Regions from separate parts of the Homo sapiens genome. Here region 1 is linked to region 2. A link is a contact called in ENCODE Hi-C or POLR2A ChIA-PET data. All regions are on one chromosome and are shown on one strand. Each heading gives the region's core, a stretch centred on a gene start or an enhancer-like site at or near the end of the contact. The rest is flanking DNA. Distances are from core to core; before and after follow the strand shown. Region 1 overlaps ZEB2 (zinc finger E-box binding homeobox 2). Region 2 overlaps QTMAN (queuosine-tRNA mannosyltransferase).

Evidence for each region. Hi-C counts contacts between places; a loop is a spot of excess contacts on that map. ChIA-PET counts read pairs that join two places held with the same protein, here RNA polymerase II (POLR2A). Pooled maps may share reads with other maps.
Region 1: a loop to region 2 is called in a map with no recorded cell type, with 3 times the contacts of the local background. The contact joins two enhancer-like sites. A Hi-C loop is called at or near these places in 2 of 37 single-sample maps with no recorded cell type and 1 of 50 pooled maps. POLR2A ChIA-PET finds 5 or more read pairs at or near these places in 2 of 52 experiments (OCI-LY7 and activated CD4-positive, alpha-beta T cell).

What each region holds. Positions count from the first base shown.
Region 1 is chr2:144,468,222-144,473,346 of GRCh38, forward strand. The region is part of intron 2 of ZEB2 (zinc finger E-box binding homeobox 2); the gene reads right to left. Among named protein-coding and RNA genes, the nearest start is that of ZEB2-AS1, 49 kb to the right of the region's middle. Within about 2 kb of position 1,729, at least 2 of the 41 ENCODE cell types and tissues checked have a DNase peak (open chromatin) inside an H3K27ac peak, as active enhancers do.
Region 2 is chr2:144,213,083-144,218,063 of GRCh38, forward strand. The region is part of intron 2 of QTMAN (queuosine-tRNA mannosyltransferase); the gene reads right to left. Among named protein-coding and RNA genes, the nearest start is that of QTMAN, 120 kb to the right of the region's middle. Within about 2 kb of position 3,354, at least 2 of the 41 ENCODE cell types and tissues checked have a DNase peak (open chromatin) inside an H3K27ac peak, as active enhancers do.

The DNA of each region.
Region 1 (5,125 bases), core at 479-2,978, 250 kb after region 2:
TTCCATTTATAGAGGTAATGACACAAGGCCTCCTACAGTTGGAACTGTCCCAAATTGGCCTGTTTTGAGTGTCCCATCCATGACTTGTTGCTAAGTTGGACACAAAAAGCAAACTTTAATAATTTGATAAAACCATTTCATCTTGATGTTTGAAAAATCCTTTCATTACAAGAATAGTGGGTGATTTAAATATTACCTGTTCCTCTTTCCAGTTTTTCTTATGTGTCTGATGCTTAAGGACAATGTTTGGTCAAAAAACTGAGGTCTCATGATAGACAACTCAAATGTGAGTTTTATGGATACAAGTAAGGAACAGGCATGCCATTTCCTTTTTTTAGGAGATGCTTTGATTCTTGAAGGGGTGGACAGTCGAATTCCAACGATGGAGTTAGCACATGTGTGTGTGCATGTGTGTGTACATGCACACACATGTTTGCGTGTATTACAGTACAACAGGGGGTGAGGACAGAAGGGCAAAGACCAAATTCTTAAAGTGGCTTTGAGGCATGCAGGGGTCAGAAATGGGCTGTGCTGCTAAAACTCAGAGCATATTCTGGGATGCTGTTTCTACCACCAGTGGCTCATTCCTGTTCATTATTCACATGCTACATGCCACTCAGGTGTTTTTTTAAGGCCAGCTCAAGCATGTCCTTTCTGACCTGTTCAGGGAGGGAAACTCTTAGTTCCTCCTTGTACATATATCAAATCGAGGACTTACCTTGATCATCCCTCAATTCATTCTATCAGTCACTCAACAAACATTTCTTGAATACTCACAATGTGTCACACTCTTACCCTTGCCAAGCAGTTCTTTCTGACACTAATCTGTAAGGCTCTGTGAGGACTCACTTTTGAACCTTTGGTGCTGGCACATGGTAAGTAGCTAATATTTGTCAAATACAATAAATGAATTGAGTGACTATAAAATAGCTTCCCAAACAAATCAAAGGCAGGCTTATAGTAAAATGTTTCAAAATAGTTGTAAGGTTTTTTAAAAATGATTTTTCTATACAGAAGTACACTTATTAGTAAAATAAATTTTTAAAACATTGCAGTTCAGTTCTTGGTTTAGTCACAATCATAGTACTACTGGTAGCTTTCTCCTGGTCACGGCCAATTCACCAACTAACACACTGCCTTCGTAGAGCACGCAAAGATGTATCCAGCTTCATTTTTGACTGATATAAATACCATCAGCCAGTACTGAGCATTGCACACACTGATCTGAGTGCTACAGACTCCCAATTAGTCACTATTCATACAATTCTACACCTAGCCCATAACAGGCTTTTTTTCCCTTAACCCAATTTCCTTGACCTGTGTTTTCCTTCTAACCAGAGTTCAGAGACAAAGGCAGAGCAGTAAATCATTTTCTTAGAAAAACACCATCAGGCTGCTTTAGTCCTTTGGGCTGTTATTTATATGCTGTACCTGAAAAAGTTATTTTGGGATAGTGTAGCTCACTAAATTATATTTTCCTCATTATCATTATTACTTCAAAATGATCATTAATTTGCTCTTTGGCTTTCTAAGAGGGAAAACATCAAAGAAACAAGAGTTCCCCCTAATTTAACTTTTCTTGAAAGGTAACTGATTTACAAACAAATTACTTGTGCCTTTTAAGGAAGAGCCAAGTGCATCTGCTCATTTGATACATTTTCAAGGGTTACAGTGTGGAAATGAAGCTCTAAGAAGCTCCTGTGTGATCCACAAACAACTTCACGCTGTATTACACGTGCATCAGATACAGAGACCAAACCCTCTGAGTTGCAAGCAACCTGTGATGCAGAATGCTTGCTTGGCAGTGCCTGAAACAGCTTATTTAAATTGCAAACTTTGCAGTCACCACTTACAGGTGATTTTGAAAGTTCATTATATAAACTAAACAGCTTAATCTCCATACTTTGTTTTTAAAATCATACATATATTATCTCTGAAAGATGCTATTTAATCTCTCTCTCTCAAAAACTCATCAACTCTGTTAAGAAATTGCCTTAGAGAGTAAAAATGTATTTAAAACACGCATGAATCTTAAACAAATGTTTCAACTTGAGGGCAAATAATGTTAGAGACACAGGTAGGAATTGCCAGGATGAAGTTTGCCTTGAATAGAGATCACATGAGAAAAAATTTGAAGTCATAACTTTATAGTACAAGATGATCAAAGCCAAGTATTAATACTTTTTTATCAGCTCACCTTCTAAACAATATTTCAGTAGATTTCCTTTCACACAGTGATATTTGTAATAAATGTTCTGCCTTTGTTTTAAAGTCAGTCTGTAGAAAGATGACATCAGCTTAGCAAACAATAAAGTGCCTGTAATATTGTCTCCAGAGGGCTGTTACATTTACTTTGTAGCAGTAAAATTCAATTTTCAAAAAACACTACATGAATGATGTTAGGTTATTAACCCTATCACCACCGTAAAACATCATTATTGTGTGCAGAATGTAGGTCACTATCTAGAAGCCATAAGTTGCTTTTTTGTTAAATAATCCACTTAAGCTTCTTTTCTTTCCTAGAGCCTGGGTTGTGTCCCTTCTTTTGGGAAAAAAATATTCCAGCATCTAGTCAGCAGACTGGAACAAGACCCCTACACTTTTCATTCTAAGGCTCTCTTTCTTTGTTGCCATTCAGTTATGTACCCCAGTTCTGAAGTAACCCTTTGCATTTACTTATTACCAAAGCCTGTTGTTCTTCAATGAAAAATTAGTATATCATCATGTTTTTTCAAGTGGCAGAGTCATAACTCTCACATGTTTCGGTTCTAGGACAAAAAGAAAATAAGGATGTGTCTCATTGCAAAGCCTGAATCACTCTCACATTTGAAGACCTTGAACACAAATGCTTTATTTCTGGACCTTAATATGTTTCACTTGCTATGCCTGCATAACAGCGGTAGTTACCTGATATAAGTGATTAAAATCCTTCCTGTTTAGAAAGAAGAAGAATATTTAGCGACAGGACATCAGCATGCAAAGAGTTAACTAGTTAAACTTCTACAAACCCCCAGAGTAACTTTCCAAAAGCTGACAATAAGTAAAAGAAGTGCTGGTTATCCATTTTTTAAAGGGATGGGATTGGTTTTAGAAGAAAGGGAAAGAGGATCAAACACCTCAATGCAACAAAAGGTTGTGTCAGAGGGCCCTCAATCACAAACCTCCTTCAACAACAGATATTCCAACCTTCCAGAGCAGTTACCCAGGCAGCACAGCTAAAAAGTTCCATGACATGAAAAGAACAAAAACCTAAGGGACAGAGGTAGTTATTGTCATGCACACTCTTCTCTCTCTCTCTCTTTCTTTTTTTTTTTTGGCTTGGGTTTTTCCCTCCCCCACAAAACTTTTGCATAAGCTGTTAGAGAAAAGTAATGGTGTGGCTTTCTAAAAAGAAATCCCCTATTTGTAAGCCACCTCCTAGGTAGTGAGGTAGCCCAGTGGACTTTCTGTAAGAAACACCTGGTAAGTGGAGAGATCATTTACACGAATATTTCAAAAGAGACATCTAAAATTAATAAGCACAATTACAGCCCTGTAAATGTGGTCAACATTCCCTTGAAATCACTTGTGTTTTTTTTTTTTAATTGATGTTATTTTCTTTTCAGACAAATTTTCTTCAGTGCACAGTGGATATATGTTATTTGCATTTTCTGTGTTGGGTCTTAGAGGTATCTTAACAGCTTGTATGAATTTTCCACCAAAACGTAAATTATTAACAAGTCAGAGTTTTCATTTGTTTTATCTCCTGATGTGAGATCTAAATAAGTATGTAGAACACTTAAAATTCTTGCCATTTCTCTGCTTTCTGAAAAATAAATCTCATGCATACTGCACAATATATGTTCTTATGCATAACATGTTTCCATTTAATGGGAAAAAAAAACTAATTTCAGGAGGAATACTGTATGTTTCCTGGACACTTCGTTTTATAAGCAGAGTATTAACCCAAAGAAGCATTTGGTCATGTTTTCTTCATCATCATCATCATCATCATCATCATCATATCATCATCATTCTTATCATAATGTTCTTTATAATCATCCTCAAAAAGCATTTAAAGTCTTCATCTTTACCTGGTTTGATATTAGGTATCTTCGATTAACTTTGCCCTGATTTCTAAGACATAAACTACTGTTAGAACCAGATTTTTAAAACCCAGTTATGTGGTCCTCAAAATTTACATGCAAGGATAATATGGCATACAGCATGATGGTGATTGAAGCGGGGTGTGATTGGGGAGTCCTATGAGATATGATAATAATACTAATAGCAAACATGTTAACAGTGCTTACTGTGTGCCAGCAGTGCTCTAAATAAATGATCTTATTACTCATCACAACAATCCATTTTACAGATGAGGAAGCTGAGGTGAAGTGCTGTCAGGTAACTGCCCAATGTCATAGGTAGCAAGTGGTGGAAATGGAAGTTTTGAACCTGGGCGTGCTCACAAAGAGGACACTTTGCTACATCAGAAAGGAAGCACGGATGGACTACCGAAAGAAAGTGTCAGAATCTGCCCTTGAGTGGTGTGTACCAGGAACATGTATACCATGAGAAGAGTTTCTGAAGAAGTGTGAGAACGATAAAAAAAGAAGTACCAGAAGAGCTTACCTCCAAAAAGAAAGAAAAAAAGATTGGAACAATTAGGAGGTAGCTGGATGAAGAGGTGACATGTATGAAGTGAACATTAGAAGCCAGTCCAGAGAGCAGCTGGCAGTCTCAATGGAGCTCAGAGAGAATGAATGGACCAAAAACATAGACAAGAGAAAAAAAAATTTGTCAGTGTTATTAAATAAAGTAAGCTGGAATTTGATATGTGAATGTGGTGGGAGAGGGGAAAGAAGGCTGCAAAGTCCCCATGGGCCAAGGCCAAAGCCTAGACTAAGACCACAACTATGAGAATGGAAAGGAAAGGGGTGGATTCAGGAAACATTGGCAAAGAAAAAGTAGCAACGGTTGGTAACAGACTGGTTGTGGGGAGTGAGAAAGACAGCAGTGAGACAAAAATAACCATGGGGTTCCTGGTTGGGAGGTCCACGATAGGGTGGTATTTCCCACTGCAATGGAAAACTAGGCAGATAGGGAAAATGAGTAGTTTTATGTCATGGTATTGAATTTGCCAAAG
Region 2 (4,981 bases), core at 2,104-4,603:
AAAAATCACCATTAGCATCATCCCAATTAAAAACTAATAATGCATTGATAAGATCACAGAGAACAAAAGTAGCCTGAAACCAACGCTATGAATATTTTTAAATTTTTATTAAAACTTTTTGTCACTGTACCTGCAATTATTTTAGACTTGACCCAATTTCTTTATTCCCTAAGCCATGATCATTTTCAAGGTGAACTACATTTTTGTCTACCTCCTTTAGCATTTAGAACTGCTGTGGTAGTTGAAATGTTTTTAACAGTATAGATATTAAAAATCTGCAATATGCCAGTGATTTACTGAAAAGTATATGCTAAATATTAAGTATATCATGTCAATTAAAAAAATAAATTTTAGTCACACTGAAACCTATAATTAGCTTTCATATATGACGTCAATTTAGTTACCTATAATATTCAAATCATTTTCCAACCAAACACCCAGTAATAATTTTAAATCAGAGGAATTGTTGTATTAATATATTCCATAGACACCTTTCTGTTATTAGTTAGTTGTAGGAAGGTATAGTTTCAGTGATGATGGTTTTAACGGTTTTGATCCCACACACATGAGAAATTGATTCCACAGGCTAATCCACATATGGCTTGATACCTTAAAACTTCAATCAATTGTTGAAAATATAGTTTTGATTTACCTATATGCAATATTTGGAAACTTAAGCTTGTTAAAGCAAAAAACAATGGGCTTAAACACTAAATGGTTTACTTTGGGGAAAGTGAAACTTGAGCGGTATTTCTCAGTAGGTCATCACAAGTTTACCTGGTATTTTCTTACTGACCCTTTCTCTTCCTTCCCTTCTGCACCTCCACCCACCAACACACCCAGGTTCTATATAAAAAGCAACCAACAACCCAGCAGAGTAAAATAGGGCAGGGGTGAGAAAAGTTAGTATTACCTTCCAGCCCACTCACTTATTTTAATGATTCATCACGGAAACCCCAAGTTGTTAAAATATACCTGAAATCTCATTAAATAGTAAAAATAAGCATGAAAAGATCTCTGCTTTAAAACATGTGACCAGTGATTCCCCTAACAGAATCTATTAAGAGTGTGAAGTAAAAATACATTTTGCTAAACAACTTTCCTCAAAGTAATGTACTACAATCAATTATCATATGGGAAAAAAGAGACAAGATAAATATATTCTACAAAAAAGTTATTTTTTTAAATTCTTCTATAAAAATCAGGCATAGCAAATTCATCTTAACCTCTAAAACCTGAATATAACCTCTAAAAACTGAAATATAATCTGGTATCAAATGCAAAGTAATAATTTTGCAGTCATAAAACTCTATGCACTGAAAATATTCTACATAAATTTAAACAAAGTTTGGCTAATAGAAATGAATCTGCTTCCGGAGCATTAGTCTGAACTGCAGATAACTAACACTTGATGGATACTGATCATTATTCCATTATTTGGTTAGGAGACATACAGTCTAATATTTATGTTGTAGTTGTGTACTACCATATGTACTTAAATAGCAACATTTCGCTTTAATTCTGGGTTCAAACTGACAAAGATGTGGTAAGCTAATAATGTATACCCCCCTCAATGCCATGGATATGCTAATCTCTTCCTCTGATTTTTGTGTCTTGTTGTAGAGACTAAGAACTGAGAATTCATGCATCGAAACCAAGATTTGGTAGGAAAACTCATACGCCATACTTTCTGTGAGAAAATTTAAAGCTATTTTCAAATGTGCTTTTCCAATTATATGAATTGCAATGATCTTTTAAATATATGCTCTTTGCAAAGTTAGCATCTTATATGTATTTGTGATAATTTAATTTTCCCTAAAAAACATTTCTTTTTTTGTTGGTTTGGAATTCAACTTTCTGCTTAAAAGTATCAGTCATGGCTGGGTGCACTGGCTCATGCCTGTAATCCTAGCACTTTGGGAGGCTGAGGTAGGAGAACTGCTTGAACCAAGGAGTTTGAAACCAGCCTGGGCTGTTGTGAGGCTCCATCTCTACAAAAAATTTTAAAAATTAGCTGAGTGTGGTAGTGTGTGCCTATAATGCTAGCTTCTCCAGAGGCTAAGGCAAGAGAATCACTTGAGCCCAGGAGTTTGAAGTTACAGTGAGCCATGATTGTGCTACTGTATTCCAGCCTGAGTGACAGAGTGAGGTCCTGTCTTTATTTTTTAAAAAAAAAAAAATATATATATATACACACACACACACACACACACACATATATATATATACACACACACACACATATATTAGTAACTTATTCCAGGACTTGAATTAGTAAAGTGTCTTGGTTAAAACTCCACAAGCATCAAATGCAAACTCAGCAAATAGTTACTGAGTACTTAGCATGTACTAAGCACGTCATGTACTTGTTTTCAAATATGCACAATTTCCACAAATAACTGGATAAGTATATATTAAAAGTTCAATATATTATTGTGAGGTTATATTCCACATTATATTAAAAAATTACAAGATTTTTCTTTCTGTGAGAAGCTGAGTGGTTTAATTCCACTGACAAAATATTAACCCTCTTTCAATTTTTTAATGCTATTAATTCCATGAATGATTTCAAACTATAAAAGCAGCAATGAATTCGTTCTACTGAATACTACAAATATTTTTAATTTGCCAACATTCACAAATGTGGCAGCATATTTATGAATCAATAGAAAGTTTTGCACTGGAATATCATCTCACCACTCATTTAAAGTATCGCATTGCCCTTTTAAGTAGGTCTCCATGCTACCATACAATCTTGTTCCCACCACACCATTCTCCTTAAGCTAATCACAAATAATCTTTCCAAAATGGAAATGTGACCATAAAATGACATGCTCAAAAACCTTAAATCACCTAAGGGTAAAATCCAAGGCCCAACACATGGCAATTAAGACTCATTTCCTGGCCCCTTCCTTTCTCTTCACTACAGCCACATTTGGCCTTCTCCCACTTCAATTCCTTTTCCCCAACTTCCCCAGACTCTACTTGGTAGCAATACCAAACACCCACACTCCCAGAGCTGTTTTAGACTCTTATAACTTCACACATTTATCTCACCTCCATCAGCCTTCTCTCTCTGTTCAACTAATGAACTTTTGTTAAAATTTCTGCTCATGAATCACCATTTCTATGAAGCCTTTCCCTGAACTCCTCCTAAATATGACTTCCTTTATACTCTGTATAGTAGAATTATACTTGTTTCACTGTAGTCACACGTTCTGCTTCTGCATGCAGCTGTGAAAATCTGAAAACTGGGAGCTATGCTATTATTTTCCTGAAAGTTGTCTCAGGACCTGACACACAGCAGACAAACTAGGTTTTTCTGGAGCTGAAGTGAAAATCAGGGGGACACAGGAAGTTGCTTTCTTCTGCCTTGAAAGTAACACTGGTTTCACTTAACACAGGTTCTCAGCAACAAGTGTCAGACAGCACTGTACTTGATACTAATGATTTCCTATTATTCCTGAAGTCTAAACTAAATCAAGCAGCAAGTATATCTGGACACATTTTATTATGTTCTCTTTCAAATACTGATTCTTTTTTATTGTTGACAGAAGCAGAATTTATGGGAAATAATAATTTTTTCCATATAGATATGTGTTTATTTTAACCTACCAATACAAGAGAAGTAACACCGATTAAAGAGATGGGAGAAACAGAATAAGCAATTGAATTCTAGGCCAAAGTGCATTTAATGGCCTAAGAGAATATTTGTAAATTTCATAAATTTTGAAAATCATCTGCAGTTTCTTATTCTGTTTGATCTATTATCATCCTAGTTTAATTTGAGAAGTGGAAGTAGGATAAGAAGCCAATTCCCTCACCATCAATCTAGAGAGCCCATTCCACATTTAGTAATTAGGCTTTTATTTAACAGAGAAGAAAAAAAGACATTTTTAAATACTTTCTGCCAACAATTATTCTTTTTATAAAAGTTTGACAAGATGAATAATGTATTTCCTTCTCAAAGATGGCTTTTCTCCAGAAGTCTTCCACCTTCTTGAAATGGGCTGTAAACCAGCTCAGTGGGAGAAAACTGGGCTCCCTGACCCATTCGGATACGAATGCCCAAGCAGAGAAGTCAAGGTGTGTTCAGAATAATAGGTGCAAGGAGTGCTGATACCATTGTTGAACCACTTTTCTTTTACAGAATACAAAATATAAAGAATATCGGCATCATAGAGTAAGTGACAGCAAGACTAAAATCCAGGTCTTCCAACTCCATATTCACATGGCATCCCATTATACTTCACTGCAGGCACAGGATACAATATAAGTTAAAAAAAACCCTCCATTTTCTAGTCTTTGAGTTTTAGGATTAAATAAAAATGTTTAATAATTATTAATATTTAAATGATATATATATAACACGGTATATGTTTTATATGCTTGTGGAATATAAATGTCACTATAAATTAATATATTAATTGCATACAATATTTAATAATGCCTCCTCACTTGTAAAACCAAGACATCAATAATATAAGTAACTGAATATCATATAGTGAAATACTTCAATTTTTTTGTTAGAATCTCTTGGGATTCCTCCCAGAGTCCAACATAATCATAACTCCTCTGAAGATATAACCCTTATTCTTTACCCCTCAGCACTGGACAGTCACCTTTTTGATAGAATAATAGGTCTTAAGAACTAGGACTGGAGGGGGAAAAAAAAACAATACTGAAGATTCACATGCCAATAAAGGTTTGGAGTAGAAGGTGAAGAAGTCAGCCACGTAGCCGCATTCAGTCTAGCTCAAAAATTTACTACTGTTACCATCAAGCAAAGTCAAGGTTCTCTTGACAAAACAATCTGTAGTATTTCTGTGTACTTATCACACGTAGGATATATTTATACAAGTAATTATTTAATGTCAATATCTCCACTGGACATTAAGTTCCACGGAGACACTTGACTAGGTCTGTTTTGCTTACCATTGTTATCTCTAGCACTCAGCAAACAGAAAGTGTTCAATAAATG